3 separate regions of the Homo sapiens genome follow, and all the other regions are linked to region 2. The links are chromatin loops, found by intact Hi-C in ENCODE. Cell type or tissue: Panc1. All regions are shown on one strand. Links, peaks and the distances in the headings refer to the core of each region. The heading gives the core; the rest is flanking DNA.

The links. Hi-C counts contacts between places; a loop is a spot of excess contacts. Peaks named below come from ENCODE experiments on the same cell type or tissue, not always from the same donor. Only the 100,000 strongest peaks of a DNase experiment are listed, where the experiment ranks them.
Region 1: it touches region 2 in a loop (3-fold over the local background); 5 of 110 quality-filtered maps call a loop at or near these places.
Region 3: it touches region 2 in a loop (3-fold over the local background); 9 of 110 quality-filtered maps call a loop at or near these places.

Annotation. Positions count from the first base shown.
Region 1 is chr2:162,886,902-162,895,049 of GRCh38, forward strand. No RefSeq gene overlaps it. Among named protein-coding and RNA genes, the nearest start is that of KCNH7, 52 kb to the left of the region's middle. In Panc1, for the core only: CTCF peaks have their summits at 3,992 (motif pointing right) and 4,222; a DNase peak (open chromatin) is centred at 4,000.
Region 2 is chr2:164,491,945-164,500,092 of GRCh38, forward strand. It overlaps GRB14 (growth factor receptor bound protein 14), which reads right to left. Exons shown (of 14, transcript NM_004490.3): 10 at 5,430-5,546; 11 at 5,267-5,339; 12 at 5,064-5,151; 13 at 2,487-2,580; 14 at 473-1,238. The coding sequence ends at 1,092. Among named protein-coding and RNA genes, the nearest start is that of GRB14, 130 kb to the right of the region's middle. In Panc1, for the core only: CTCF peaks have their summits at 3,854 (motif pointing left) and 4,078; a DNase peak (open chromatin) is centred at 3,807; H3K27ac peaks cover 262 bases.
Region 3 is chr2:163,152,134-163,160,281 of GRCh38, forward strand. It overlaps the pseudogene RPL7P61. Among named protein-coding and RNA genes, the nearest start is that of KCNH7, 320 kb to the left of the region's middle. In Panc1, for the core only: CTCF peaks have their summits at 3,316 (motif pointing right) and 3,524; no DNase peak of the experiment used is centred there.

The DNA of each region.
Region 1 (8,148 bases), core at 1,210-6,209, 1.6 Mb before region 2:
TGTGGATATAAATGTTAGCAAATATGTCCAAGAGACAGGTACCAAATATCCTTTTTTTGGAAGGGCAATTAACGCATTAAACCCCAACTTTGTATTAGCTATTGGCCAGCCCACTGTAGTTTTGGAATTACAAGGTCCAAATAGAGAATGCAGCACATACACCAGTTTAAAATTCCTTTGTACAACTGCTGTAAAATTTCAATCTGAAGAGCTGCTAAATACAGATGGGAAAAATATACAAGAGAGGCATAAGGACACCAGTCATCTCAGCTACATTCCAGGCATAAAAGCTAGGAATATTCTAGGAATGAATTCCCCCAAAGATGTAGGCCACGTTCTATTTGTCTATATTTCCAAATTCTATTACATGATAAGTACTCAATACATGATTGTGCAATAAATGAACAGTTGAAAGAATAATTGAATGAATTTGTAGATTTGGTAATAGAAGTAGACTGCGAGCTCCTAAAATCAGATAATCCCTTTTTTTCTCTTTTCCAATCACCGTAACTTTAGAAAGTTACTTAACCTCTCTAAAATGTCAGTTTGCTCATTTGTAAATGGAAATAAAGCATACTAGCTCAATAGCGTTGTTATGAGGATTAAAAGAGAGAATATTAATGAATCACGTAAAGAGTACCTGGCACATATAGGCTGATTTAGTGTTAATTATTGTGAATATTGGTGATCGTTAATTGTGGCTGCACCATGTTTTCATCTGGAGAACTTTTAAAAAATGGCCACGTCCTACTTCCAGATACTCAAATTAATTGTTTTAGAACAAGGCACAAACATCTCTCTTTATAAAAAGCTTCTCAAGTGACCCGTGATTATAATGTGAAGCCAAGGCAGAAAATCACAGTTATAGAAGAAATGCACACACATACATACATGCACGCTTTGTCCTTAAAAATATGAACCATTCATTACAGTCATACAGCTATTCTATGAGTTAATTTTTAGTTGTACATTCTGTCATTCTTCAAGTAGTTCTGGGGTGTTACAATTAGGTGTCCTTTTTTCTCACAGATTTGTTCACTTCCTGTCTGAATGTTTTGTTCACTATAACTAGACTATAGAAATCACCATTCAATCTTCTGGTGGTTTGTTTTTCTGTGAAAATCAATTTTGAGTAAGAACTGAGTACTCCCATCTCTTTATTGTGGAACCATAGAAGAGTCATAGTTCGAAAATTCAATATTTGATGACTCAGGTTCCTAAAGACTGAATCTTTTCACTTTATTCATTTTTCTATTATCCTTGAGATACATTATATTCTCTTTTTAGTAAGTCAATTTCCTTGCTTAACTTATAGACTATCCATTATAATACTTGAATTTCTGTGATACTTAAAACCACAGTCTGAGTGTACAGTTTTATTTTATTATACTTTTCCTGCCTAAGACTATGCTATACCATTTACTGTAGACCATAACCCTAGTTGTTTATCATCTTTTAAAAATTAAATCATAACTTAAATGCATAAGTGGAATCTTCTTTGTAGAGGAAATACTCAGTGATTTATTTTGTTAAAAAAAGACATCTCCAAAATTATTTCTTGTAAATTCTATATATTTGCTTAAAGTTAGTTATATCTGTTTATGAGAGTTATAAATGTACTGAATAAAATATATACCATTTTGTTATTTGCATAGAAATATATAGTTTATTTTCATTATATTAAACTGTGCCTAGATTTTCAAAAACGACTTTTACTTATTTTTATAAGATTCTTTTACATCTGTGAGGTACGTGCTTCTTTTTACTCTGAAACCTTTCTTCTAAAACGTTGTCTCCCAGCATAGCGGCCTTTTCTTCCAAGCCTCTTTCCCATATTTTTGCATAAGGCATTGCTATCTTGAGGACATTTTGGCCTCATCATGCTACTGTAAAGTGGTTACTAGGTGACACTTCCTGTTTTTCTCTCCAGGCCATTTATTGTCCTCTCTAACATGCTTTTCTTAGACACTGAAATGGTTAGATTCTCTTGGCACATAGCAGTGTCTTCTCACTTCTGAGTCCTGGCCAAACCCACTCACTTTACTTGTCTGTAGAGATATGGGTTACATAGCATTTTTTTTGCTTGTATGATCAGGGCATTTATGCTTTGTTTCATTAAAACACACACACACATACACACATATGTGCACACATACACACACCCCATATTTATATGATTATGTAAGGTTGAATTTTTATTTGTTGTATGTGCAATTTCTTTTCTCCTATATTAGCTAGATATATTCATTTTGGTATGGTTGTGGCTTTTATTTCCCTGTTTATGAAACCTCTCTTGCACAGTGCTAGGAATAAGATAGGCCCTCATGGACAGGGTTAGTTAGGACAAACTAACTAACCATATGTGGCTCTAGATAAGTGAAGTAGCTTTGCAATCATTGATAACATTTATGCATTCTTACCAGTCAGTGTTAGTATGGCAGCAAAATAGTCATTGCTAGGCATCAAACAGAACTATGGGGTAACCTTACAATGTAGGAGTAATATCTAGCAGTACATTTCAGGTATTGAAATGCCAGTTTAGTTTATCAAAGAAGACCTATCTTCAGCCTAAGTCTGATGATCCACAATAATCTTGTTAGCTTCATGTTTTCTCTTTAATGATAATAGCTATTTTTAACATCTACAATATTCCAGAATTGTGCTAGGAGCTTTGCATAAATTAACTCTAATCTTCTTATGAAACTGAAGAGAAATGTGTTATAATTCTAATTTTTCAGCTGAGGCCATGCCACACACCTAGTAAAACTGAAGGTGAGGCTTCTTCACTCTATCACACCACCTTGGGAGTGTGTGTTTAGAAGTATGCCAAATTCCCTTAAGTGTGTGAGATTTTGGTGGACATTCAAAAAGAAAGAAAGGATTGTCCCATTGTTGTGATGTAGTGAAAAAAGTGCTGGTGTTGGAACCAGAATTCTTAGGTTCAATTACTCCTCCTTCAGTCAATTTCTGTTTTTATTTTCTTATTCATGAGATAGGAATAATTAGTCCTGTTTTCCTCCCTTCTTTCTTCACAATATTTTTTTGAGAGCCAGATGCAGTATAACATATGAAGAAACTTAGTATAAATGTAAAGCACTAATTTGATACTAAATATATACACATGGACTCAACTAGTTCCAGTGTAGAAATACATTATAATATATATGAATAACTTAAATAAGATAACTTAAATAGACACATATGCATAACTTTGACATACCTGGAAGCCTGAAATGAGAAATCCCTCAAATAGAAAAAGTAGATGACAGAAGTCAGCACTGTTATTCCATGAGATTCATTCACTAAATGCATAATGAATTAGAAAAACTTGAACAGCAAGAGTGAAAGTGATATTCAGCATTATTATTTTCTTAAATACGTATTATTTGAGAGGATACAATAAAATTTCTAGACTTTGAAAAATACTTGGCTGTATCATGATGTAGAGAATTATATAAATAGAGTAGCTAGAAATAAAAACCAGACACTTAAGCTAGAAACAGATACTTCTGTCTTGGAGATTTTAGTTTGAAAAATCACTTAAACCAGAAGTGAGGTCATGAGTCATATCTATTTGATAGCGAAAATTTATTTATTATATTTTCGAAGATTAGTCTGCTTGATTTCCTTTAATTGACAAGATTAAAGCCACAGATAATGACAGTTTTAAAGAAAGTCTATCCATAAAATTAAAAAAAATTCTTAAAGCATTTCAAAGTTATACTTCGATAATTAAGCAGATCTTTTTAGCATCTCACTATTTTCACATTTTCCTCGCTAACGATATACTGATTAATCATTGATAATTTCATTTCTTGTAATTTTTAGGGCTTTCCCTATAGTTTATTGAAAGAGCCAAGACATAGATATGAAAAATGCTTCCCCGAGGTGTTTGAAAGAAGTCTGGGTAATGTGATTTGCACGCTATGGGAAATGACTTTCACTTGGTCAGTCATCCATCTTTGCTTTGCTGCCTTTTCTACACTCTTGCCACCAGGTGGCAGTGAGACAACACACAAGGTTACCATGTAATTTCTCACATTTTAGTATGAAATGGCAAAATAAATAAATAAATAGGATTCAGGATATCACTGAATGAATCACTAAGGTCCAGTTTGTTAATAAGAGGATGGTCATTTAATATATGAAATGTCAATTGACAATATATGCAAGAAATGCGTGTATGAACACATGAAAAAACATGACAGGGTAGTTTACTCCTCTTTAGACAGTAGAATCACCATCAATGAACATATTTGCAATGAATGCAAGCACAGTATTCAAAAGAATAAACCACTTTTGAATTTAAAAGGAAAGAGAAATAGCCAGAAATTGCTGATTATCAAAACGATTGCAATAACACTCATAGCTAAAAAGAATCTTGGCAATAAAAGACTCAGGCTTGTAAAGGTTCCCACATGCTCAGAAGATGTGTAGGTGGCCACGCCATTCATTGTCTAAACATACACACTTTTGAGAATAAAAGGGATACTAATAATTAATAACACATCAGTGTTATATACATACAGTGTTATACTTATATATGCAGTGCATATATATATATATGTATCTGTTTTTAGCTTAAGTATCCGATAATTTCTAGCTGCTCTACTTATCTAATTCTTTACATCATGATAAAGCCAAGTATTTACTGGTATTTTTTAAAGTCTAGAAATTTTATACTTATATAAGTATACATATATGTATATGTATACACACATACATCTATGTGTGTGCATATGTATACTCATACACACAAGAGAGAAGAAATACGTATAACATGAACATATGTATATGAGAGAGCAGGGAATATATGTAATATAGGAAACATTTCAGTTTCATATTTCTTCCAGCCATATAATATTCATATGATAATTTGCTTCTTGTGAAATATGTTTTCCTTCCCCATTCACCTATGTAGCTTCTCTATTTTTCGTATCACAGCTGAATTGCTACTTTTCTTTTCAAAAGGATGTCGTTCTTGAATTCTCAGATTATGTCAAGTTTCCCCATTATAGGTTCTTCTTATAGCATCATGCTTCTTCAATTCAGTTATTATTTGAACAAGCTTTTGATTAATATCTATTTCTATCACTATATTTTAAGCTCCAAGAGACAGAAGATAATTCTAGTTTTAATCAGCATTTATTTCCCCACCTCATCTAATCTAGCATGGTTTTATATATGTAAATATATATATATGTATATATTATATATACATATATTTATATATTATATATACATATATTTATATATTATATATAATAATATGTATATATTATACATATATTTATGTATTTTATATATGCACACATACACAAACATGTACACACACATATATTTTATAAATTTATGAATATTCCAATCATTGGGTATACAAATTATACTAGTTTTGTGGGTTTTTTGCAACAAATGTGTTTTTTTTTTTTTTTGATGGAGTCTTGCTCTGTCACCAGGCTGGTGTGCAGTGGCATGATCTCGGCTCACCACAACCTCCACCTCCTGGGTTCAAGCGATTCTCCTGCCTCAGCCTCCCGAGTAGCTGGGACTACAGGTGTGCGCCACCATGCCCAGCTAATTTTTGTATTTTTAGTAGAGACGGGGTTTCACCATGTTGGCCAGGGTGGTCTTGATCTCTTGACCTCGTGATCCACCCGCCTTGGCCCCCCAGAGTGCTGGGATTACAGGTGTGCGCCACTGTGCCCGGCCAACATATACGTTTGATAGTAACTGCCTTGACAGTTCAAGATGAAAAACTGCAATTTTTCTTCATCTCTACATAATAAAATTGTGAAAAGTTTTTTTGTAAATATAAAAATATCATTTTGAAATAAAACCAAATTTGTCTTTAGAGGTAAAGTATTATGTATAGTTTATAAAAATTGAGAACACTTGTCTTCAGTTATAAAGCTGACTTTGTGTGCAGGGTAATTCACATCATACATAGTAGCTGTTTCATTTCTATATGGTTTTAACTTTTAGATTCTTAATCTGAAGTCCAAGGGTAGGCTTCAGTGTTTGCTGCTCACTCTGAAATTATGTGAAGATTTCGTGTTCAGGGGTGTGTGTGTGTGTGTGTGTGTGTGTGTTTTAACTAAAAGAGTGCATAATTTTCATTAAATTATTTTTTTCTTTTTAGATGGAGTTTTGCTCTTGTTGCCCAGGCTGGAGTGCAATGGCGCAATCTTGGCTCACTGCAAACTCTGCCTGCCGGGTTCAACGAATCCTCCTCCCTCAGCCTCCCGAGTAGCTGGGATTACAGGTGTGCGCCCCTATGCCCAACTAATTTTTGTATTTTTGGTAGGGACAGGGTTTCACCATGTTGTCCAGGCTGTTCTCGAACTCTTGACATCAAGCGATCTGCCTGCCTCGGCCTCCTAAAGTGCTGGGATTACAGGCATGAGCCACTGTGCCCGGCCAATTTTCACTAAATTTTTAAATAACTATGCTATATAAGCATTATAGAAGAATTATAATTAGGAGAGAAAATGTTAGCATGGTTCTCATTTAATTAAATTGCCCCAAAGTAATATTGATTGTTTGTGTGGTCAGTATATGCCTGAATAGCTCATTCTGTTGCTATTATTTGTTTTAATTTTGTTTAAAAACCATTTTTAAAATTTTGTTAATTTTTGCCAGGCTGGAGTGCAGTGGTGTGATCTCAGCTCACTGCAACCTCCGCCTCCTGGGTTCAAGCGATTCTCCTGCCTCAGCCGCTCGAGTAGCTGGGACTACACGCGTGCACCATCATGCCCAGCTAATTTTTGTATTTTTAGTAGAGACAGGGTTTCACCATATTTGCCAGGATGGTCTCAATCTCTTGACCTCATGATCCACCCACCTCAGCCTCCCAAAGTGCTGGGATTACAGACGTGAGCAGCCATGCCAGGCCACTATTGTTATTTTTTTAAAGACCAAAGACAACATGGGAAGATGCATGCATCTCTTCAAACATCAAAACAATTTGAAATATTTTATGACCATCATAAAGCGTTTACACTTTGGTCAAATTCAACTATGGCAGAAAGAAAAATTACCTCAGTTTTGTTTAGAACCAACTCTAAAAACACATTTATTCAGGCTTTCTTAACTTTGAAACTTGGATTATTTGATTAAGGACCCAGGTTATATTCAGACAGCTGTTTCTTCACATTTAGTTAAAGTGCAAGCTTTGTAATAACAAAGACCATATTTCCCTATTTATCTTCTGCTTAAATGTTCTATCTATTATTAAAAGTGGAGTATTAAGGTTTCCAACTATTATTATTGAATTATCAATTTCTCAATTGTTATCAATTGATGATTGTTGAATTATCAATTTTTAAATTCTGTCAGTTTTTGCTTTATGTATTTTTGGGCTCAGTTTTGAGGTGCACATATGTTTATAATTGTTTCATATTTCTAATGGATTAATCCTTTTTCTTTACTCTCTTTATCTCTAGCATTATTCTCTGTTTGCAAGTCTCTTTGGTATGTTATTAGTGTAGCCATCACAGCTATCTTTTGATTGTTGCTGCATCATATACTTTTTTGTATCTTTTTACTTTCCCTGTATTTGCATCTTTGAATCCTAAATGTGACTCTTGTAGATAATATATAGTAGAATATTTTTTTTTAAATCTAGTCTGTCAATCTTTGCATTTTAATTAAATGTTTTAATCTTTTCACATTTGAAATTATTATTCATATATTTGTATTTATAACTGTCATTTTAATTTTGTTTTCTATGTGTTTTACATCTATTGTTTATCTGTTCTTCATTTACTGCTTTCTTTTGCATTAAGTAAATATTTTCCAGTGTAACATTTTAATTCCTTTAATTATTTTTTTCACTACATAAAAAAAAATTGTCTTAGGGCTTACCATAGCCATCATAACTTACTAAAATTTACTTCAGATTTTGAATGACTTCTTTCCAGTGAGATATAGGAATGTTACTCCTATACAGCACTTTTCCTTCTTCCTAATTTGGTGCTGTTATTGTCATACATACTATGTTGACATATTTTGAAACTAGTGCATTATTGTAATTATTACTTTATATTATTTTATATCTTTTTTATACTTTAAAAAAGTTTCTATTTTTTAAATTTGATACATAATAATTGTACATATTCATGGGGTACATAATGATGTTGCCATACATAT
Region 2 (8,148 bases), core at 1,965-6,964:
CAAAAAAATGGGAACAAAAGAATCACAGAATCTAAAAACTATTCCCAGATGGTCTCGAAGAAGTGATAAGGAAGGTTAGTATTTCAAGTTTCAAAATCTTTGGCTTCCTTCTTGATATTGCCTGGTAAGAAACTGAAAAGGGGGAAGGCAAAGAGAAAAAAACAAGGATTTCACTATTAGTATCCTTATAGATTGTGAATCTTTGATTTCACCTATATTGATTTGGTTAATGATCTATTAGTGAAAAGAGCTAAAGAGTGTTCTGAAAGTTAGAGAATGGAGCAAGTGTGAAATGTTAAAGTAACAATGTCACATTGTCATAGATTATATACCATGAGAAGGTGTATGCAAATTACATATATCTCTTCTACATTTCAATTACTTCTTTAAAAACAAGTAGTATTAGCCAATCATTAAATGAATGGAAGAAAATACAATGAAAAACATGCCACTAATGGGTACAATACCAGTATAAATTTTATAATTAACTATTTAATAATATTTTTAAATTACCTGGAAAAAATCAACATATTTCAAAATGGTTTAAAGCTACTATCTCAAAATATGATTTCATTTTAAGATGATCATAAACCCGGAAAATATATAATTCAAAATAGTTTTTAGTTTCATTAACAGGTTGTGGATAGTTTCTTTTAATTGATAAGTTATTATCATATTTCTTAACATTAAAAAATAGTATAATTGAAATTTAGTGCACAAATAATTATTCCTGACTCCCAATTTATTTCATATTTTGTGTTTCAGAATTCTGATGTTGCTATATGGTAAATAAGGGAGACATGTTTTAAATATGCATATTTGAAGAAAATATTATAGCAATGTAAAAATCACACAAGAACACACCAAGTCATTTTTTTCCTAAGGTTTAATTTTAACTAATGAATTTTAAATGATGAATGTAAAGTCAATCCAAGTCTTTGCTTATTTGCAATGCACAAACTATTTTTTTGTAACTTGCAGGTGAAATACATTCTTTTCACATGGTAATGTTTTCGCCCTTATTTATGGTCTTTTATTATTTTTCTTGAGTCCTTTTCCTTCAATAGTTTAATAAGTCACTTCTGGCTTGTCTAGAGAGCAATCCTAGCACAATAATGTTTCAACTTGCAAGGAAGAACGCCCTTATTGAGTTGATAGAACTCCACCAGCTGTATTAGATCTGTAAATCTTGTGTGGCCATCATCCAGTGTGTGGAACATTTCACCGTCATCTTCTACCTGCAAAAAGAAAAGCAACAAATAAGTAAAGAGGATAAATTACACAGAAGGACAATCATATTCGATTGCAAACTATCTCCACATGCCAAAACTGCCAAGTTTATAAAACTAAAAGACAGTGAAAAGAATGTTACGGCATATCTACTTGTTTTTTTTAACATCACTTGCATTTAAAAGAAATATCAGCTGATCCCTGAGAAGCACTGCTACTCTACTTCATCTAGTTCTAATTCTCCCAGCATTCTGTTAGTAAAGACAGTATGAATATTTTGAATCAATGAAAGAAATCTACAATATTCAGAGTAAAAGTAAATGAAGATTTTAATGCTCCCACTTGAGAAATTAATTTCCTTTTCTAAATGTTGTCTACTTAGCCACAAAAATGAATATTTACATAATTTTATGAGATTTATTCTGAAGTAATCACATATTATGCTAATGGAATGTCATTCTGTCAGTTTTCTTTTTTTTAAATCAGTGAAGTCTTCTGGTACTAAACAATTCGTATTTGCTGGGGACATTGATCACAAAATAAAAGAAGTAGGGAGGATATTTTATATAGCCTTTGGATAACTCCAAAAAGAGGCAATTCAAAAGGACGCACTAGTAATTTAGCAATACTATGGAATACCTTTCCAAAAAGACTGAATCTTCACTCCCCACCATTCAGTTCCAATATACTATACACATCACATACATACATGCACACCCACACAGACACACAGCAGAAGAGGCAACAGAAATCCCAAAGCAAGTTGTGTGTCACAGAGAAGCCGAATCACAGAACTTTTAAAAATGTGTTCAGAAGTCTTCACCAGTTCCATAGAATCTCTGTTTCTAGCCATAGCCATTAAAAACAAAACAAAACAAAAAAAACATTTTTGAGAGAAGAGAGGAGAAAAGGCTTTAAAGTAATGTTTTCTAAAGAGCCGTTAGTGGAATTCAGGAGAAAGAAGCTTTAGTGCCCTTTTAACAATAGGTGGCATGGGGTCTATACAATATTGCTAAATCATATTTCATAGAAAAAGGAAAATTTAATTTTTACAATTCCTGTATTTCTTATATTAATTCAGGCTCATAAAATCATTTCTGCCAAAGTTAACTCTAGTCAAAGCACAAGCTGCCAAATTATATTTAATAAAAAGACCAAAAGAAAACCAAAGTTTCCAAAAGCTTATGCATTAAGATCAAAAGCTTATGCATTAAGGTCATTTCTAATACACAAATGTGAAATCACGAATTACTTACTGGTATAATTTGAAAGTGCTTTATTTTTTGTCCATGACTCATTGACAGTACGAAAGTTTTGGGGTTACTCTGACTATCCCGTACCAAGAAAACTCTAAAGAGAGAGAAGGAATTTCAATGTTTCTATATTTACTCATGGATTTCATAGAACTATAGCATTAATAAATCCAAGAAGTGTATGCATAAATGTAGCTGGGGACTCCTTTACTATGTATTCAATGGGTGGGATTATCCAACTTGGCAATCAATATGGTATAATATAATCTGCACTATAAAGCTGTCATCACTGCTACTGTAATTTTAATAGGCTAAATACACAACCCATTAGTCAGATTGTTTGTTTGATCACAATAAACAATACACTGTTATGTCTGCATCAACAATTGGTGCTACGTTCTCTTTGCACTGGGAAACTGGGTATTCACATGTAACTGTTTTGCCTAAAGATTAAGGCATTTTCATACTGTTATTTTACCTTCTGGGTCATGTTAAGTTTTGAAAGAAGGTAAGAATTTAGAATGAATTTTTTTTTTTCTTTTGAAACAGGGTCTCGCTCTGTCACCCAGGCTGGAGTGCTCTCGGCTCACTGCAATCTCCGCCTCCAGGGTTCAAGCAATTCTCCCACCTCAGCCTCCCAGGTAATTGGGACTACAGGCACATGCCACCAAGCCCAGCTAATTTTTGCATTTTTAGCAGAGACAGGGTTTCACCATATTGGCTGGGCTGGTTTCGAACTCCAGACCTCAAGTGATCCGCCTGCCTCGGCCTCCCATAGTGCTGAGATTACAGGCATGAGCCACCACGCCTGGCCTGAAATTTTATTTTATTATAACCCCCTCTTCTATACTGGATACCCTTTCTTTTGATTCTGGTTTCAACTGTTCATACACAATAGCAAGAAAGAAATCAATATATTGTTTTAAAAAAATCTTGAAATTATTTATTAAATATTTAAGCAAAATGCTTTAAGTAAAAAAAATCATCCAAAAAACACATACTTTAACCTTGAAGAATGCAGCAGAAAAGCCTCTATAATGTCAGGCTAGAAAAACAAGACATGGCCTCTAACAGCCTAAGAGAAAAATGCTGCCAGAAGTGGATTCTTATTCACTGGCAGTGCAATGCAAAACCAGTTTTGTATTAACTGCTGGTAAATACACCGTGTAAATGATCCCCACTGGTGAATCCAATATGAATCTCACTGTGCCTGGGCAAAGAGGCAGCCAAATTTAAAGCATCACAGATGTCTGACGAGTTTATCCATTTCATTTGTGCTGTGTGAGATTCCGACATTACATCACTGGGAAATGGGACAAAAGGGCGTTTCACTGGTAAATCAAGCTGTAATTCTTTTCCCATTCCCAAGTAGATCACCACTACCACCTAGTGGATCACTTGGCACCATCACATCTCTCCAAAAGAATACCAAAAATACTAAAAATAAGATAGTATCTTTTTTTATACGATCATTTCATTCACTTTATAAATACTGGGCTCAGAAATAAAGAAAATTACAATCTTTCAAAACATTTTAATAATTCTTTGTGACTCATTTATTTTCTTGGTTTCATCAGATTGTAATTCTACTGATTGTTCAAATTTATTTCCAAAAAGACTGCATTCCATGCAAAGAAACGTATTAAAATATCTTATTTACAGTCTGGGGAAATGCTGACTTCCTATTAATAATCTTCCATGTGAAGAAGCATTGTTATCCAAATTTCAGTATTAAATCACCTTGAAATCTTGTCATGATAATGACATGATTAGCCAACTTTTGAAGATAAAAGATCCCATCACCACTTGTTTAAATTGATAATGATTTCATTACTCATCTAAACCACAATACAACCTCCCTCATTTGTACTGCATTTGGAAAGGGAATTCAGCCAGTATTATAGAAAGTATCTGAAACACTGAGTAATTTGAGAAAAATAAAATTCTTCACATTATAAATCTTTCATAATACATTTTATATTTCTCTTTTGTATTCCATGGTACCCCACTAAAAGACAACATGAGAAACAGTTGAAAGGTACTCTTTTCACGGATCTATATTACTTTAAGATGTTAAAATTTAGAGAAAGGACAATAGGGATGTAAACACACAAAAAAATAAGTGTTCAAAACACTTAAGAAACAGCTTTTTACTTAATACATGTTGCATCATACCTAAAAAAATACATTTGACATAATGTCATAATATAAACCATACTTCGAAATCATATGTTCAAATCAAAATATTGACACTTAAAAAGAAGTTCATTTTCCCCCATCAATTGATATCTGAGATGCTAGAATCAGGACATAATGGGTAATATTAGTGATCACTGGTTAAGAACAAGATACTCTATTCCGTTATTTGTCCATTTATATACAAATACCAGACACACACTATGTACCAGGTATAATATAGATACTGTTAGAATACAGTGATGACCTCATTTATAGAACAATGTCACTTCTGTTTTATGATAAGCCCAAATCAAGAACTCTTTGTGGCTATGGAATAAATAATTTCTGCTTATAGGAGAAATCCAATTCACAAGTACTCAAAATTAAAAATACCAAACTTACCCATCCACAAGTCCTTGCTGAATAATCAATCGCTGAGCCTCATCTCTAGAAATTTTGTGGTGAAACCATGGCTGGGACCGGTGGATAGCTAAAGAAATAGGATGGATGAATGCAAAGCTTTGTTTGAGATGACTGCAATTTCATTACATGTCCTTTCCATGTCTATCCGTCTACTCAGTGGCAATGACTATGAACAGACATACCCATGTTTGTGGCAGAGCTCTGTGAAGAGGCAGTGGGGCTACCGTGAGTGCCCAGGCGTAAACATCCTTTTTTCTGAGCAAGGAAGGAGAAAACAAATCTCAAGTTTTTAGGTGAAACAAACTGAAATCATAAATATTTTGAAGCATGTGAAGCTACTTGTACCCTCCAAGCGAGTCCTTCTTCAACCGCAACTGAAAGGGCTTCAGTGGGATTTTCTATAACTCTGCTTTTCTGGCCTGAGAAGTCCATTGCTACCAGGGAATTCTCTGATATACTTCTCTGGAAAAAAGAAACACATTTGAGTTATGAAAATTTCTTTGAAAGTTATCTTTCAAATAAATTGAAAGTGTTTTTCAATTTCAGTGTTTTTCTCTCAGTGTTTTTCTGGCAGTACATTTCCATTCTAGAAGGTGGTGCCTGAAGGGGCTAGCAGAATATTTAAAGTGAAAATACATATTCAAGATATAAAGGTGCTAAAAATATTTTTGTTAAAAAAGCTAAATAGTAATTTGTTAAGGTAATTGAAGAGTTGAATAAACAGATTAAAAGCTTTTAAAGTATGTCTTTCTTCTAAAACAAACTTATCTTTTCACGTTCTCTAGTAAAATGGGAAAACTTCCATTTAGAAAGGAATAGCTCTTCCTCTGGTTAAAAAGATACATTGTTTCTGAATTGATGTCTCCATTAAGCTTTGAGATCCGTCAGTCATCAATTAAATGTCAAATCCATCTACTTATGAAGCAACTAGTTTTTAAGATTCAAGATACCCAAAAGTTATAACTTAGATTGACATATATCTCTTGAGAAATAATACTCATTATTTTTAATGAGTTTTATAATGGAGCAAACTAGAATATGTATTTTAAAAGTTTATCACATCAACTTTCATCTTACTTAGAAAATAAAATTTAGTGAAAGAATAATCCTGATAATTCCATAACCTTAAAATTTCCATGATTTAACATATGAATACATTTTCATCTTGTGAGAATACACTTGGCCACATGAGGGCTGCAAAAATAAGCCTGAATAAGAACTGATAGAAGGCAACTTTAAAGAAACTTAGTTTAAACAAATGATAAAGTCATTGTTTTTGCTAACTACTTCTTGTATTTATATTCTTTGAGTTGAAAGTAAAATATGCAAAACCCGATCTTCTTTTTCTTTTTTGTTTGTTTGGGGCTCTACTTTACAACCATCTTTTAACAAATATGCCACCCCACAACAAGTCATGAATCCTAAGAAAGACCATTGTCAAAATCTCTAGTCAAGAATCCCACTCAGTTCATAAGTTCATACAACATCAAGAAGGAATTAAAATTCTCCAAAAGAAAAATTTTAAAACACCCATGGAAAATAACAGTTATTTTCTACTAATTAATAGAAGAGCAAAACCCAAAGTGGTGTTATAATAGTAAACTACTAGCCAGCCTGCATCTGGGGCCCCCTGGCTTAAAAGCATTTTATCTCTCTTTATGTAGATTCAGCTATACCTGGCTTGGTTGCATAGACTATAGTCAAATGTAGGCTTCAAACAAAACCTTATCCACAGATAACTATAGGACTCCTTTATCACTGCTTCAACATATCCCACTTTATTAGCATTTGTAATTTTCTCTTCAAACTATGCTGTAGTGGCCTACAATCTTATTATGGTTCATCTATATTTCTAAAGATCTGGCATGCAATCTTTCATTTGTTACAGGAGCCTTTATAACTGACAGCTGCTCTTTCCACACAGATGCTGTCTCTGTAATCTCTATTTGCTGTCACACCTTAGTTTGCCCTTCTCACCCCGTGATCTTCTGTGCAGGTCTGTAGACCAGTCAGATATACTTGTGCTTTGCTGACATTAATGAAAAGCATCCACCTGCCCAAACCACAGAGTAAGCTTCCTCAATCATAATAGCTTTATCCTTATAATATCTCTCCGTTTACATGCCAAGGTAGGTTCTGTAATCTCAACTCCCTGGCAACATAAAAATACCATTATATTAAGAAAAAAATAATCAGCTGTCCTATTTTTCTCCCTCTAGTATAGCAGGCCAGGAAATAAAACAAGATCCTGTGTTCCCTATTTACTTGACATACATAAGAAGACGACACTACAAATAAGGAACGTTTTCATTTGCTACATTAACTAGATTAACGGAAAACACAGGACTATAGCAAATGTCTTCTACTGAATGGCAGGTGGTAGATAGAAAATTAATAGTTTACCATTGGTGGACAAAAAAATGGAAGTAAAGCAGAGTCTGACAAACTCAAAAGGTCATTTTCAGATCAATTTCTTTCACATAGAAAAGCAATGTTGATAACATTCAGAATTGGTTATATTTCTCCAACACTTCTCCCCTTTTCTAGCTCTTCCTTCTTAGGAGATGAACAGAGAAGGCCCTAAAAAAGGGGTCCATGATTTTAATGGCATGACTTTCTTTCTTTTTAAGAAAAAAAATAGGTCTGGGTATACCCTGGATTATCCAGCCCATACTTTGAGATCACATCTACTAATTCTTAGTGAGGCTGCACATAAAATGGTTTTTCAGGAAGTTTGGCTAGGTGACAACCAGTATCATCCCATTTGAAGGATTTAGATAAACTTACAGTGCCATCATTAGCAAAAGGGCACACAATTTCTTCAGATATTTTTCTCTCATTTGCTTTATACAAAGCTACAGACATCAGAAATGTAATGGTTTCTAGATTATACAACCATCACCCTCATTTTACACTGCAGGATACCAGTGACTTGACCAAAGTCACACAGGCAGCTTATGGTAAAAGCAGTAACAGATATGTCTGTTGTAGGGTTCTTTTATGTTCCATAGAGTGGGAAATACAGTGGAGGAATTGCAGTTTAGAATGTCTATCCTCAGGTCAA
Region 3 (8,148 bases), core at 1,321-6,320, 1.3 Mb before region 2:
TGTTTGTTTTAACAAAAATGGATCATTTTTTTCTCACTTGCTTTTTTTTTTTTCAATCTGAGAGCAGGTACTGTTTTATTAACTCACCAGATTAGAAAAATAATCGTGGTAGACACCTTAGTTCATTCTTCTGATAAGCCTGTTGATCTGTTCCTCCCTGTTGCCAGGATCATCACTTTCTACTAAATAAGCTGTCTTTTTTTTTTTTTTCATTCCACCTCATGGAGAGGATAATTTGAAGGGCCACAGGAAGTTGTCTGCTTCTTAAAGCATTTTCCAACAGTATAGATCTCATGAATCAGATCCTCCATGAAGATGATGCCAAGAGATCGAGCAATCAGTGTTACCTGTCAAAGCAATTTGCTTCTTATTGATTTTGCAATAACCATCCTTGTAGATAAGTTCATTTACTGACTTCAGATTTGGGTACCCCCATGTAATATATGGTCCTACAATCCTCAGAATGTTAAACGAAGCCTTGTTGAGCTTCATAAAGGTTCCACTGAAGATTTGATGAAGGTGAAGAAGCTGCAACACCTTTCGGATCTTTGGGCTCACATCACTGATACCTCCGATCCTGATGACAAACATCGTTTTGGGTTCTGCATGCAGGTACATAGAAGTTGCCACCTTTTTTTTTTTTTTTTTTTTTAGACGGAGTCTCGCTCTGTTGCCCAGGCTGGAGTGCAGTGGCGCGATCTCGGCTCACTGCAAGCTCCGCCTCCCAGGTTCACGCCATTCTCCTGCCTCAGCCTCCCGAGTATTTGGGACTAGAGGCGCCTGCCACCACGCCCGGCTAATTTTTTGTATTTTTAGTAGAGACGGGCTTTCACCGTGTTTGCCAGGATGGTCTCGATCTCCTGACCTCGTGATCCGCCCGCCTCGGCCTCCCAAAGTGCTGGGATTACAGGTGTGAGCCACTGTGCCCGGCCGAGAAGTTGCCACCTTTTCTTGCCATCCTACCTATCGAATTTCTGTGCTGTACATCTGTCTATATTCCTTGTAATAGTGCTTCTCTTTTTTCACAAATAAGCTTCCTCCTTGCCTTTTGAAGCATCTTTTGGGCAAAATTCTTTCTCAGGTGCTTGATCTTCAGCTCTACGAAATCCCATTGCTTTTTCTTAAGGGTTTCTGGCACAGCAGGAACCTCCTCCTTCTCTTTGACACCCTCCATGGTTTCAGCCATAAAACAGGGTGCTTTTCTTATTTTAAAACATATCCTCTGTTTCCTCCACATTAACAAAAAAGAGATCTGATTCCTTTTTATCATTTTAATACTATCTAATATGAATTATATCAATTTCAACACTCACATTAACCAACCATGTTGTGTTTTGTTGAGACAATGTAAAATTTTTATTTCAGGCTTCTATCAATATATATTTTTTTAATATTGACTCGAATATCTAAAAAATTCTTAAAGTTTATTTCAAAAGTTTAGTTATTTTAGATGGATAGGTAGTCAGGTAGATAGACTAATTGAAGGCTTATAAAATTTGTATCTTCTTTTGGTCACCATCTACTTTGAAATCTCTGTTCTGTTTCAGTTTTCTTTTAATCCAGAGTATTTTTTTGGATATGGTAGATTGGCACTATAATTTATGGATCATTTTTCATCCTCATAGTTTTGCCTTTTCTGGAATGTTATATTGCATCACCCTAGAAAGAAAACTCAAAAGATCTGGAAACCAGAGGTCTGTGTTCAAGCTATCCCTTTGCTAAAGTTCTAATTTGTACTTCCCTTTAATTTATGGATCATCAGTGTGTGTATACATCACAGCTCTCACTCTCAGGACAATTTCCAATGTATTCCATTTAATTATATCTTGATTAATTAGGTATATTTCCCCTCTATAATCCTTCTTCTAAACAATTCCCTGCTATCTAATTAGAGATGCCTAGAAACAGGGCCACCTCTACGGTCAGCAGGACATCAGGCAAATATTTGATACAGGGTCCTTTCTATATCTGCAACATGATTTTAAAATGCCTTATAATACTCATGGGTTTATATTAGGCATAGAGACTTATCATAAAGATGGTTTTTAATAGTGGACAGAAATTAGGCACTTATCAATTTATTTATTTTCCAGTTAGTGCATACAATTATTTTTTATGGTATCCAAACACCATCTCCTTCTATTCAGGTTCATGAATTATTTTGTGTGAGTTGTCAAATGACCATACAGGCTAATTTCATATTTTCCACCTTCAGAAAATAGAGGACATTATTGTTATTAACCACAATGTTGTGGCTTTTTAGAATCTGTTTGTATTAAAACAGTATCTTGCCTCTGCAAAATCTTAATACCATTGACTTAATGCTGGTCACATTACTACTTATGATGGTACATCATTCATTATGCTGCAAATGAATGCTAGTATTCAGTGGCTCTCTAAAAATTATAGCTAAGCATTACTGACAATTTCCCAGAGTATTCAGGAAAATATGAACAATTATTTTCTAGTCATGTTAAGTGTCCTATTGGAATTTTATAGCATAAACTACACATCTTCCACCTACATAGTCCTCATGATACAGTAGATTATAGTCACTGCATTCCTAGAATTTGATGTCTCTCAATGCTGACCATGCTGTTACCTTTCCCACACGGCCACAAGCAGGGAGGATAAGCAAGAGTCCACATGCAGAACAAAAAGAGCATCCCATTTGCCCAAGGTATATACATCCTTGAGTGTCACAGCTTAGTATTAAACTAGGAGAGCATGATGTCACCCATTGATGAAGACAAGAGGTATCTACTGGAGGCCCATTGGCATTGCAAAGTAACAGTCTTGAATGGCCTTAGAGAAGATAAGTATGACCACTTCTAGAAGACTGCCTGACACATAAGACGGAGCCAGTGAAGCAGGTAGAGGGATAGTCACAAACTACAAATATAAGGATACAGATCAGTTCAAAGTAAAATGATTGATAGAAAAAGATATACCATGTAAAAAATAATTGAAAGAAAGTAGTGTAGCTCTATTAATATTAAAGTAAAACTTAAGGAGAATAACTAGAGATTAAAAAAGAGATTTCATAATGATAAAAAGTCAATACAGTTGAAAAATACAACAAAATAAATGTCTATTTAATAAAATATCTTTAAAGAATATTTGAACCATGTGCTTGCAAATAAAATATGTGATTATGGAGTTATCACTGAATATGCCCATAATGTTTTGAAAATAGTGAGCTAACTTTGACCTTTTAAGTACTTGAGAAACACATTTGTCACCCACCTCTCCGCTGGTCTGGTTTCCCATTCCCCGAAGTGAGAACTACCTGCTTGAAATATACTCTGAGGTTATTGACTGTAATTCATGTAATTGCCACCAGATGGTAGTGGTTATCTGCTTAAAGTGTACACTGAACAATTAAAATTTCACAAATGTCAATATCAAGCAAAGGTATGGAGAAAACAACCACTTGCCCTTTAACACCGTAACCTAGTTAGTTGTACAGAATGTTTTATTTTACAAATACTTTAAGGACTTAATATGTCAATCTATTAGGAATCAAGAGGTGATACAACTCTTGCCTTCAAGGAGATTATGAACTAGTGGAACATACTGATGAGTCTACAGGGAATGACAATATTGTGTGATAAGAGCCTTGAGAAAAGAGAAGGATTCTATATAGCATACAAATCTGATCTGACTGAGGTCAAGGCTTTCTGCAAGGCATGGTTCTCTATAATATATGACCACTACCATCTGGTAGAAGCTATTGATTGCAGGCAAAGTATCAAAGAAAATTAATGAATAGTAAGAGTTAGCTGGCAAAATATATGAAAAGAAGAGTACTCCAAAAAGAGAAAAAACAAGTGCAAAGCCCCAGAGGTTTTGTGTGAGTGTGTCTGTGTGTGTGTGTCTGTATGGTACTAAAAATGATTTATGATGGCTGAGCACACAAAAAACAAAAAAATCTCAAATAATTTAATTAAGTTATATGGAAATATAACCTGGAACAATATTTAAAAATTGCGTAAGACCCCAGACCCTGACTATTTTGCAGGTACTTTTTACCAAACATTTAAGGAACGCATACTTACTACTTATCACTCTTTATAAACTTGTTCCAGCAAACAGAAGATGCAAAAAAGGATGATGGAATATCCAACTAATTTCAAGAGACTAGTTAAATTCTATTACAAAGTCAGATGTAAGAAAAAAAAATAAAGCTTATAGATTTAGAATTTCCAGGTTCTGTTCTGGTGCATAAGGAGCTTACAAGTCATTACTGCATCCTAACATATAAAAAGCTGAACAGACTAAAGAAATCAACAACTCATTTTAGATCCATCAGAGAAGTTTGATTACAGAACAAACTACTACCCTCCAAAATTAGCAAGATAAGTACAAAGAGAAAATCACAACTTAATGGCCATAAGCAGAATCCTCCCCTAGAACAAGTACTGGGGTAGGAAAACCTGAACTGTAATTGGTAAGTTGCTTTGGAAGCCTGAAGTAGAGAGCCTGAGAGATAAGTGCTCCAGAAGGACCCGGTCATGGGAAGGTGGGTGATATGGTTTGGGTCTGTGTCCCCGCCCAAATCTCATGTCAAATGGTAATCTCCAAAGTTGTAGGTGGGGCCTGGTGGGAAGTGATTGGATCATGGGGGCTAATTTCCCATTTGGTGCTATTCTTGTGATAGTGAGTGAGTTATCTATTATGAGATCTCATAGTTTAAAAGTGTGTCTCACCTCCCCCCATCTCTCATCTTCCTTCTGCTCTGGCCCTGTGAAGACAAGCCTGCTTCTCCTTTGCCTTCTGCCATAATTGTGTTTCCTGAGGCCTCTGCAGCCATGCTTCCTGTATAGCCTGTGGAAAAGTGAGCCAATTAAACCTCTTTTCTTCATAAATTACCCAGTCTCAGGTAGTTCTTTATAGCTATGTGAGAACAGACTAGTACAGTGGGGGAGGTCATACTTTTATGAGTTTTAACTCTACCAGGTCTCACTGTGAAGATCAGAGCAAAACCCTCTCGGGCTTCTAGAAGGAGAAGGGGAAAACAACCACTTCGAAACACCTCAGAGCATTCAGTTCTCCTTAATAAGGCCTGGCCTCAGGAGAAACTATTTTATCAGAGCCCAAACATTGTGGCTAACTAACATGGTGAAAGAGAAATATCCAACTCCAGCCCCCCTGTAGCAATCCTGTGCTACCAAAACAAGCTAAGAGCGCTTGTGAAATGCGTGGCCAAGGGGCACAGGCTTGCCAAAAGACAGACTCAAAAAATGCTTCCCCTCCCTGCACACCTTACCAGTACATCACTAAAGGTCTGTTCACCAGGGTTACTTTTACCCAATACATCCTGTCTACCTTTTGACAAAAAATTACAAGGCATACTCAAAGGCAAAAACCACAGTTTGAAGCAAGGCAGAGCAACCGTCAGAATCAGACCTAGCTATGGCAGAGAGGTTGGAATTATCAGACCATAGTTATAAAACAACTGTGACTAATATGCTAAAGGATCTCATGGAATAAGTAGACAACCTGCAAGAACAGTTGAGTAATATAAACAGGAATGAAAACTCTAAGAAAGAATAAAAAGAAATGCAAGAGGTCAAAAACATTGTAACAGAAAGAAGAATGCTTTTGATGGGTTCATTAGTAGACCGGCCATGACTGAGAAAAGAATCTCTGGGTTTGAGGATATATCAACAGAACTCCGAAAACTGAAAAAAAAAAAAAAAAAAAAGAGAGAGAGAGAGAGAAAAGAATGAAAAAATCGGAACAGAAATATCCAAACTGTGGGGCAACAAAAGGCGTAACATGCACAAAGTGGGAATACCAAAAAAAGAAGAAAAAGAGAAAGAAACAGAAGAAATGTCTGAAGCAACTGCAAACATGCATTGCTTAATGATGTGAATACATTCTTGGAAGTGCATACAATTTTATCATCATGCAAATACCATAAAAGTATTCTTATATAAACCTAGATGTTATAGTCTACCACATACCTAGGCTGTGTGATATAGCCTATTATACCTAGGCTACAAATCTGTAAAGCAGGTTACTATAATGATTAGGCCATTTAACACAACAGCATTTGTGTAACTAAACATAGAAAAAGTACAGTGAAAATATTGCATAAAAGATAAAAAGTGGTATATCTATATAAGGTACTTATTATGAATGGAGCTGAAAGAACTGGAAGTTGCTCTGGATGAGTCAGTGAGTCATGGTGAGTGAATGTGAAGAAACAGGATATTAGTATACACTACTATAGACTTTATAAACACTACATTTATATTAGGCTACACTAAATTTATTTTAAAAATTATTTCTTTAGTAAGTTAAACTTAGTTTACTGTAACTTTTTTGGTCTGTAAATTTTTTATCTTTTTAAAAAACATTTCAACCCTTATAGGAATGCTTAGGTTAAAACACAAACCCATTGTTTAGCTGTACAAAACAATATTTTCTAATTTAAAAATTTTTAATCTTTAAATTTTTTACTTTTTAAAACTTTTCTTCTTAAAGTTGAAGGCAAAAACATACATATTAGCCTACACAGGAGTAGAATTATCAATGTCACTGTCTTTCACCCCCATACCTTGTCCCATTGGAAGGTCCTCAGGGGAAATAACAGGCATGGAGCTCTCATCTCTTATGATAACAATGCCTTCTTCTAGAATACTTCCTGAAGAACCTGCATGAGGCTATTCTACCATTAACCATTGTTATATAAATAGAAGGAGTGCACACTAAAATAACAATAAAAAGTATAGTATAGTAAGTGCATAAACCAGTAACAAAGTTTATTATTATTATCAGTGTTATCTACTGTACATAATTGTATTGCTATACTCTTAAATGACTGTCAGCTCAGTAGGTTTGTTTACCTCAGTATCAACACAAACAATTGAGTAATGCATTGTACTACAACTTTACTAAGGCTATAGTTTTGGTAGGTAATAGGATTTTTTTCAGCTCCATTATAATTTTATGGGACAATCATCATATATGCAGTTCATCATTGACCAAAATGTCATTATGCAGCACATAACTGTATATTTTTCTCTCTCAGTTCCTTACTCCACAACTAAATTTTAGTCTTTATTCACTACTGTTCTATTCAATGGTCTATTTTTATCTGATAAATTCTTTAACTATTTTGACATATTTTAGCAGTGTTTCAAAGGCAGTCATCTTTATATCTTACTTATTAAAAAATATTTCATGTGCTTTGAAAAAGATCCTTTTCTAATATGTAAGTTGATGTATGTAAGGAATAAATAATAGGTGGTCATTGGTTATTCATTTCATTAACTGCCTTTACTAAAAAGAACACAATTATTTAACTTGACTTCTATTAAATATTTTCCAGAATGTGTGGTCTTTGTACTTCCTGTATCTGTAAAAATATAAGATGTAACATAGCATAACAAATACCATTACCAAAGGTTTAAGAAAAAAAAGAGGGTTAGTTAATTTGAATGACAACAACAAAAAGAGTTTTCAGAGCACCATGACCTTAACAGGAAGCAAATAAGGAGCTTCTGATAATAGTACTCAGTGACACATTTTCCAGTCCTGTTTTTTTCAAAAGTGTTTATTTGGTAATAAAAAAATTTTTTAACCACAAAAGTTAGCTAAAATAAAGGGCTCAGAAAATGAACAGTTCAGATCTTAGGATTAATTGATTAAATGACAACCTGTTACATTTCTTGAAAAACAGAACCTCATTGATTCATCTTATTGGATTAGAACTGACATTAGAACTAACCTGAGCCAGATTACCTGACAATCTTATTGTCCCTTTGTCCACATCACCTTTGCAAAGAACCTTCCTCACACTCAGTCCTGGAGAGGCAACTCTGATTACCAACTCCCAGTTCCCACACCAAAGGCGATTGATGGGGTATGTTTTTGGAATTTCTAGTATATTTTATACTCTTTTTTTGCCTGGCATTCATACTCATCTACACACACTTATAGTATTTCAAATATGTGTCTAAAACAGATTACAACTCTAACTCTACAGACAGCTTCAAATGTATTCATATCAAAGATACAACGCAAAGATTTGAGAAATGAAGGAGCAACATTTCTCAGAGTATACAATCTTCCGGTTATATCCATTCCTTTTCCAATTTTTTTTTGGACTGGATATACTAAAAGGCCTTACTATCAAAC